Regions from separate parts of the Mus musculus genome. Here region 1 is linked to region 2. Evidence: chromatin loops called from intact Hi-C (ENCODE). Cell type or tissue: left cerebral cortex. All regions are shown on one strand. Links, peaks and the distances in the headings refer to the core of each region. The heading gives the core; the rest is flanking DNA. Region 1 holds the start of Atpaf1 (ATP synthase mitochondrial F1 complex assembly factor 1). Region 2 holds the start of Mknk1 (MAP kinase-interacting serine/threonine kinase 1).

The links. A loop is a pair of places that touch in the nucleus more often than their neighbours do. Peaks named below come from ENCODE experiments on the same cell type or tissue, not always from the same donor. Only the 100,000 strongest peaks of a DNase experiment are listed, where the experiment ranks them.
Region 1: a loop joins it to region 2, with 4 times the contacts of the local background. A loop is called at or near these places in 8 of 42 quality-filtered maps.

What each region holds. Positions count from the first base shown.
Region 1 is chr4:115,783,083-115,787,466 of GRCm38, forward strand. Atpaf1 (ATP synthase mitochondrial F1 complex assembly factor 1) reads left to right here and starts at 1,924. Exons shown (of 9, transcript NM_001369233.1): 1 at 1,924-2,222. The coding sequence starts at 1,969. In left cerebral cortex, for the core only: a CTCF peak has its summit at 2,001 (motif pointing right); DNase peaks (open chromatin) are centred at 1,860 and 2,479; H3K4me3 peaks cover 1,850 bases; H3K27ac peaks cover 1,669 bases.
Region 2 is chr4:115,836,548-115,840,931 of GRCm38, forward strand. It overlaps Mknk1 (MAP kinase-interacting serine/threonine kinase 1), which reads left to right and starts at 2,651. Exons shown (of 13, transcript NM_021461.5): 1 at 2,651-2,734. In left cerebral cortex, for the core only: a CTCF peak has its summit at 2,734; a DNase peak (open chromatin) is centred at 2,598; H3K4me3 peaks cover 1,418 bases; H3K27ac peaks cover 924 bases.

The sequences.
Region 1 (4,384 bases), core at 162-4,161, 54 kb before region 2:
CTATGGGTTTATGTAAACATTGCTGTTGCTGTGATAAAAATAGCAATTTTTTGTGAAGCAATTTATAGACGGAGGCCTTGTTTTGTTTGTTTTTTTGTTTCGTTTTTGTTTTGTTTTGTTGGTGGTGGTGGTATTTTTGTTTGTCTGTCTTATGGGTCTAGAAGGGGGGAGGGGATCCATAATGACAAAGGAGACATGACAGCAGGTGGCTGGGGTACGAAGCTGGGAGATCACATCCTTATCCATATGCAGGAAGCAAAAAGCAGTGCCTGGAAGTGGGGAAGCCTACAACTCTCAAGCCTACCCATTGATATACTTCCTCCCGCAAGCCTCCACCTCCTGAAGGTTCACACCCTCCCCAACAGGGAGCAAGAATTCAAATACCTGAGTCTGTGGGAGGCATTCCTACCTCAGACCACCAGAGGTCTAAAGTTTTGGATAGTTATATCTTCTGTAAGAAGTAGACTGGGGCCCGGCGTGGTGGCGCACACCTTTAATCCCAGCACTTGGGAGGCAGAGGCAGGTGGATTTCTGAGTTCGAGGCCAGCCTGGTCTACCGAGTGAGTTCCAGGATAGCCAGGGCTATACAGAGAAACCCTGTCTCGAAAAACCAAAAAAAAAAAAAAAAAAAAGACTGGAAAGGGTTGGGGATTTAGCTTAGTAGAGTGCTTACACAAGGCCCTGGGTTCAGTCCTCAGCTCTGGGTGGGGGAAGAGTAAAGATAGACTATAAGGAGGAATGGGGGAGAGATGGCTCAGCAGCTTAAAAGCACTTGCCCTGTGAGCCTGGAGAGCTGAATTAGATCAGCTGGAAAGGAGTTGGAAACTGGAAAAGAAGGAGAGAGCCTATTTCACAAAATTGTCTTCTGATTTCCACATGTGCTTCACCACACTTGAACACAATTTTTTTTTTTAAAGGATGGGGAGGTTTCTCTAGAGGTCTCTTTGAGGCGCTGAGAGAACTGAGTTCCAGATGAGGAGGAGGCAATGCATGCCTGTTTGAGCAGAGGAAACAGCACGTGGAAAAATTCTGAGCCAGGTACAGGCCAGCAAAGTCAGACTTCCATATCTCCCAATGCACTGTCCCAGCATCGAGAGTCTGATGTCTGAGCGCAGGCTGTATTGAACAGAGTTTGGAGTCCCTGTTCCTGCCTCGGGAGAGGTTCCTATCAACTAAGGTCCAGATAAGGACTTCCATGTGACTGCCCTCACATAAGGTCTGCTTTGGATGGTAGCAGGTGAGATACCATTGTTCCTAAGCTCAAGTTTGGTTCAGCAAATGAAGATGGTGACATTTTGGTTGAGAAGGGGAGAGCCCAAATAAAGACTTGTCCAGGATAATTCCTTATGTCTCTGAGGAAAGTAGTTCAATTAAATGCCAGGAAGGAACCCAGACTTCAGAGGCATTGCGTTTTTAAAAAGCTTAGCTTTTAGGTGGAACTTACTACTTTAATGGTTCACAGCCTGTTTAGCTTCTCCATCTGTAAAATGAGGTTAATATCTACTTCATAGGGTATGAGGCCAATGGAACCTTCTGCAAATAGACACTGATAAAGAGAAGCTTCAGCTATGATGTTCAGACATCCTTTGCAGCTAAAGAAACTGTTACAGCTAGTGCCAAGTAAATTTAGAAAAGGGGCAAGCCCTGTGAGAACCCGAAGATGCAAGCCAGCTTTCCAGAAGCCTGGCGCGCAGAGGCTGCTGGTCGGGGGTAGGGGGTGGGGTGAATCCTGGCAGACTCCCGGGAGGAGACGCGCCACGACACCCCTAGAGCGGGTGGGCAGAACCGGGAGCTGCCAGCCCGAAGCGTCGTTGTCCCTTCTCCACTCCAGCACCCGGAACCTTGAGCGCGCGGAACCTCGGTGGCGGAACGCGGGCCTCGCGGACCTTGCGGGAGATGGAGCAGGCGCGCGGGCCGGGGGCCGAGGCTGACGCGCCCGAGGAGGAGGAGGGGGAGTCGCAGGCGGCCATGGCGGCGGTAGTGTCCGCTGCGGGTGGAGCGTGCCCCGCAGTCCTGCAGGTGGCGGGTCTCTACCGAGGCCTGTGTGCAGTGCGCAGCCGCGCCCTGGGGCTGGGGTTCGTGTCACCGGCACAGTTGCGCGTGTTCCCGGTGCGCCGGGGCTCGGGCCTGCCCCCCGAGGGAGCAGACGGCAGTGGGGTCAGCGAGCTGGAAGCGAACCCCTTCTACGACCGCTACCGGGACAAGATCCAGCAGCTGCGCAGGTGCGGTCCTGGTCGGGTGGGGGTGGGGACTCACGACCGGCGGGCAGAGCTTCCGGCATGCACTACTCTCCGGGACGGTGGGCTTGCCCTGGCCCTGCTATACCAATAGTTTGTTTCCAAGTTCAGAGAGGCCAGGCCACTTGCCTAAAGTCACATCTCTGCAGACTCTTTGGGTCTTTCCACAGTCGTCAAAACACTCTTTAAAGCCCTATGAAGAAGACAGCTCAGAGAAAGTTGTCCCCTACTTAGGAAGATGAAAATGAAGACCTTCAGCGAAGGCATTTGATTTGCTCAAGGTCACATGTTGAGTCAGCAGATACCTGCCTGAGAGATCAAGTTCACAGGCTCTCCCAGCTTAGGGCCCTGACTGCCTGGACAAGGAGACTGGGATTGTGGCAAAGACTGATATGATAATGTTACGTTTGTATTGCCCATTGAACCCTCTCACTAAGGAAATGTAGGGATCTGGAGAGAGGTAGAGTCTTGCCCGAGGTCACACAGTTGGTTAAGGTTTATCTGACTGTAACCAGGGTTCCTAAGGCGTCAGCTTCCAGAAGGTAAACCGTGAAGATGAAAGAGGTGTGGCTTAGTAGAAGAGAACTTGCTTACTATGCACTGGGCCTTGAGTTCCATCTCCAGCACTGAGGAGGAAAAGTGTCGTAGGGTTATGGCTGTTAAGGTAGGTAGAGTGGGTGCCTAGTTCCAGGACGAAGGATGAAGGTAAGGAATGGTGGTCTGAGAGTTTGGTGCTATAGGAAGGCACTTCTGAAAGGAAGCCAGACGTTACCGGCTAGAAGTTCTCTGCATTTTGTCTCATTTTAATTCCACTCCCTTAAGTTCTTCGTCTTCACGCGGGGCAGCAGCATCCTCTAACTAGGTGTACTGGCTGGTTTGGTGTGTCAACTTGACACAAGCTGGAGTTATCACAGAGAAAGGAGCTTCAGTTGAGGAAATGCCTCCATGAGATCCTGCTGTAAAGCATTTTCTCAATTAGTGATCAAGGGTGGGAGGACCCATTGTGGATGGTGCCATCCCTGGGCTGGTAGTCCTGGGTTCTATAAGAGAGCAAGCTGAGCAAACCAGGGGAAGCAAGCCTGTAAGGAGCATCCCTCCATGGCCTCTGCATCAGCTCCTGCTTCCTGATCTGCTTGAGTTCCAGTCCTGACTTCATTTGGTGATGAACAGCAGTATGGAAGTGTAAGCTGAATAAACCCTTTCCTCCCCAGCTTGCATCTTGGCTATGATGTTTGTGCAGGAATAGAAACCCTGACTAAGACACTAGGGTTTACCACTTCTAGCCCTGGAACCCTCCACCTGTCTGTCACTTTACCACGAATAGAGTGATCTTCTAAGCTTTTTGAAGCAATGATGGAATAAATGAGTGAATACTTTTGCTCTCCTTCAAACATTAGATAGTCTCAAATTGATTTTAAAATAGTACTTGACCTGCAGTCCTCTCCACCCACTTCTCTCTGATCCCTTTAATACACAAGTGTCTCCAAAGAGGTGTCTCATCTCACTGAGTACTTAGTGGGTCTATTCAGACTTACTCAGGGGCCAATAATGGTCTCTTTCCTTCCTTGGGTCATTCCCATCAACATTTATACATACTAATATTTCAGAAAGTGAGTTTCCCAAGGTGCCCCATTGAATTCTTCAGTGTCCAAACTGCTTAGCGCTTGATGTAAAACCTTCACATGCTAGTTCTCTGCCACTCTCTAGACCAATCTAATACCTAAACTGCAAATACTATGGTCTAGGTCTAGCTCTTAAATCATTGGAGGAATGTGTTCCAAATATGGGAAATAATAACACAGTCAAAAGTACAGTCATGAAACCACCTCAGTCATTTAAGGATGTTTGAGCAAAATTTTGTTACGGTTATAATTATCAGCAGTGCGTTTGTACATATTTATGTATCTGTCTATACAACTAGGTAGTAAGTTTCTTCAAGTAGGGACAGTGTGTTAGCTATTTTCTATGTGCCTAGAGCACAGCAAGAGCTCTCCTGCGCACGGTGCCCCTGTTTTCTATGCACTCACCATGGCAAGCTCAGGTACATCCGTGCTTATTAGCTGGGCTGACCCAGTCCTTCCAGAAGAAAAGAAAAGATCAGCCCATCTACATAGTAGTGAAGACAGTGACATTTGGTGTCACATCCA
Region 2 (4,384 bases), core at 315-4,314:
CAGAACAAGGAGCCCCTCTCAGGACTCAAAGTAGGGGAGGTAGGGCAGGTTTCAATCCAGAGCATATTCCCCAGGAGACAGCTAGAACTCACTGCCCCTAAACCACAACCACTCAGACAGGAGTCAAAAGCAGCTTGGTTCTGAAGATTCAACAGAGGTCCTCTTATACCTTCAAAAGAGCCGGCAGGGACTCTACCTGAGAAGCTGAGGCCTGAGCTTCTAGCCTTCCCTCTATAAACCACTTTCTATTTTATGATCAGAAGTGGTAGACTACCAAGATGGCACAGTGGATAAAGGCACTTACTGCCCAACAATGTAAGCGTGATGACCTAGGTTCAATTCTCAAGACCCACATAAAGGCAAAAGAAGAGACGCCACTTGGAATGGGGTCCCACTCATGTCACATACACAGTAGTAATGATTTTTTTTGAGACAGGGTCTCGTTATGTAGTGCTGGCTACCTTGGAACTCACCCTGTAGACTAGGATGGCCTCAAATTCACAGGGATCCACCTTTCTCTGTCTCCTGAGTGCTGTGGTTAAAGGTGTGCACCTCCACACCTGGCAGAAGTATCATTTTAAAATAGAAGTAGGGGTGAGGGTCTGACCTCTAAGCTCCTTCATCCTCACCCTGTGAATGGACATGATAATAATCCAGCTAATACTCAACATGTCTCAAGTGATTGACACAAGTCTTTAGCCAGCTGCCTGGCTCTCCTTCCACCCACCCCACCCCCAGTATCTGCTCTAGAATCTGGAAGGTTTTCCATTTTGCTGTTCCTTCTAATGCCCAGAGCCCAGTGTTCTAAAAGAGTGTTTTCAAACCCATTACAAATCATTATCTCTTCAGTCACTGGACAGTCCAGCTGTTAGAAAGTCCATGTACGTTGTGGAAGAGTTAAATTTATCTCAAATTTGAGATGTCTGGAAATATGTTAGGAAGGACATATGCACAGACAGACACACACACACTTGCTTGGAGAGTCTGAGAAGGATGCTTAGAGGACAAAGAGGGAGAGCTTTGACCTTAGTAATGAGAAATAAGAAGACTCTCACCTAAACAGGCAAAACCTAACAAAAGCAACTTACCTGGGAAGCCAGGGCTTAGTTGTCTTGTTGGCTCAGGATCTGCATCCATTGAGGGGACAGGGAACAGGGAATAAGCTGTCACCTCCACCCTGGGGCAGAACATCCCACACTGACTAATGATGCTGGATGAACTCAGCGTTCATGAGCCCTGTGGCCCTTTTATATGTTCGTGGCTACCACAGTATGGAACTATGGAATGCGGTCAAATAGGCCAGAGGAAGGTCTGAGTTCTACATGGTTTGCCCTCCTTCCTGGGAGCACCCTAGAGCCTTTATCCAATGTTAATTAACCATCATGGTTGCCATGGGGAGGTGGGTAGTAATTTTGAGAATCTGGATCCCAATCTATGCTTGAGTGACCCTGGACTGGTTGGCTATCAAGGGTTGGGGAATAGACTAGAAAGGGCAGTGAAGACACGAAGTTTGGTGGGCCTGGAAGGTTATAAGTTGAAAGAGATTGCAATATCCAGCCTTTGAAGGGGACTCAAATTTGGAAAGGAAGTAAATACAAATGCTTGGGAAAAAGACGTCCCTTTCCAGTCTTCATCTAGATTTGAAATCTAGCAAAGTCTTGAATACTTCCACTTCCTTCCCTCATATAGTTGAACACATAGGCCAGAAGAGGGAATAAATGTGTTTTAGAGGAGTGATGGGAAACGGAGATGCTCTTTAAGCCCCTTACTCTCCAGACCCTAACAACAATACTGAATGGGATAGGGAAGTTTACTTCACCACACAAAAGAAAACTGCGTCAGAACCTGAACTGAAACCAAGCACCCCGTCTTCCCGTCTCAGGCATCTGCAGCCTGTGGAAGTGAGGCAAGGAGGCTGGTTGGGGTACTACTCTAATTAGTACACAGAGGGGAGAGGGGGAGAGGGGGGAGGGGGGAGGGGGAGAGAAGAGAGAGAGAGAGAGAGAGAGAGAGAGAGAGAGAGAGAGAGAGAGAGAGAGCAGAGAGGAGAGAGAGCAGAGAGGAGAGAGAAAAAGAAATAGATCTTTAAGAACATTTGTTTTAGCTGTTGTTTTAGCTGCTGTAGTGGCACACACCTTTAATACTAGCACTCAGAAGGCAGAGGCAGGTAGATCTCTTTAAGTTTGAGGCCAGCCAGGGTTACATAGTGAGACTATTTAGAAAAACAACAATTTAAAAAATTTAATTACCGGAAGTAATGAACTTCTGTATACGCAGACCTTTATAGAAATTTTACAGTCATGCCCGGTGGTGTGCGTCTGTAATCAGAGAACTCTGGAGACTGAGTCAGAAGAAAAACGAGTTTGAAGTCAAGTCTGGAGTATACAAAAGGCCTTGTCTCAAAAATAAACTTTACTTAACAGAGCTGCCCTCAGGTTTACAAGAACTCCGTTCTGGCTCGCAGAAGTAACTATTTGCACCTGCAGCGTCTTCCACTTTCCGCTTGTAAAAGAAACCCGCAACAACCAGAGGACGCTCTGATATGCCACGCCTGCGCAGTGAACTGGCCTTGCTTCTCGCCACGTGTGGCCCTCGGGGCGCAGGCGTGACTCCTCCCCCTCACGCCTCCTTCTGCTCGGGCCCTCCCCCTGAGTTTAGCTCCGCCTCTTCCGCGTTCTCGACGGAGACCTGCAGGTGGGGGTGCTCGCGGCCGTTCCCGCGGTGGTCAACTAAGGTAAAAGTGAGCCAGCGAGGAGTCCCTCGGCGGGGAAACGGGGCCGGGGTCTGGGGTGCGGCGCTGCAGTCGCCCGGGAGGGGCAGACAGGGCCTTCTGAGCAGCTCGAGGTTAAGACCCGGTTCTTCTGCGGAGGAGCAGCCGAAGGGGACATCCTTTTAGAACTGTCCTCAAAGCTGCTTCCCTGCCCAGACCGCAGCGCATAAGATCCTCTTTCGGACTCTCAGCCCGTGCTTATGGACAGGCTTGGGTTGTGACAGGTCCGGAGCCGGTGGGTACGGGCTGTCGAGGAGGAGCTCAGCCTATAAGGAGTTTGAGCCTCAGACCAAACAAGGATACACTCAAGACTGACAGGGCTCAAGACAGTTCACTGGCATGAGCACATTATAAAATATGTGTACTTCGTTGTGTTAAATTGGCGGTTTCCACTTATTTTGCAATATAGTATACAAATGATTCTGCCACACTTTTTTCAACAGAGAGGTGGGAGTGTGGGTAGGATGCAGTCTCTTTCCTATAGCTGTAGGACTGTGGACCATCAGAAGCTAGGTAAGAGGGTGGGAGTGCTTGACTTTGGGGGTGAGCTATGCTTTCCCCTCTCCTAGGAAGCATCCTAGAACAACTCATTTTTCTCTCTTAGAGCTTTTTAAAACGAATATAATAATGTCACTGTGAGGGTTAAGTATGCTTATATGTAAATTGCCCACATGCAATGGTACTGATACATACGATTGTGATTTCCAGGAAAGAGTGTTTTGATCTGGCATATTTCAGGGAGGCCCTGGGGGGAGAAGCTGATGTAACCTGAGCCTTGGAGCCTCTGGGATTTACACGTGGAATTGACCTTGCAGTATGAGGAGGGAGCTCAAACTTGTTGACCACAGGCCTTGTGCCAAGAACCAGCTGAGTGGTTGATGTATAATGTTTCCCTGGATCCCCAGCCATCAGAGAGCTGCTGCCCACTGTCCCTAGCTTCGGGCCTTCTAAAGGGCCTGGGCTGGAAGTACTGTGAAGAATAGACACGGAGTCAGGATTGTGTATAGAAGTGAACTAGCAAAATAAATAAATAAATAAAATAAAAAACAAAAAACAAACAAACAAACAAACAAAAAAAACAAGCTGGGCGTGGTGGCACATGCCTTTAATCCCAGCATTCAGGAGGCAGAGGCAGGCAGATTTCTGAGTTCGAGGCCAGTCTGGTCTACAGAGTGAGTTCCAGGACAGCCAGGGCTACACAGAGAAACCCTGTCTCGAAAACCAAAAAAAAAGTGAACTAGCCAGGAAGTTTGGAGCCCCTTCGGAGCATCTGTTCCCACCTCAGTGTTCCTCTTTCTATAATCCAGGGTCTTTGGCTTGCATAGGAGTGTCATTTCTCTAGTGCAGATTTGGCAGTCAGAGGGCCTGGCACCAGCCAACCCAACCATGGAGAGAGAAGTTCTGAGAAGAAGCTGGCAAATTGCAGCACATGTTTAGCTAGGTCTCCTGTTGTGTGGTCTGTAGTTATTCAATAATATGGCACCTTCTGCAGCTTCTTCACGGGTGCTCACACCACATCTTTGGTGACGCGTCTCATCCTCCTGCTGGTTAGATGCTCCCAATCCAGTCTCCTGTAGCAGAGACTGAGCTTCCTATAGACGTCTTAGCAAAGTC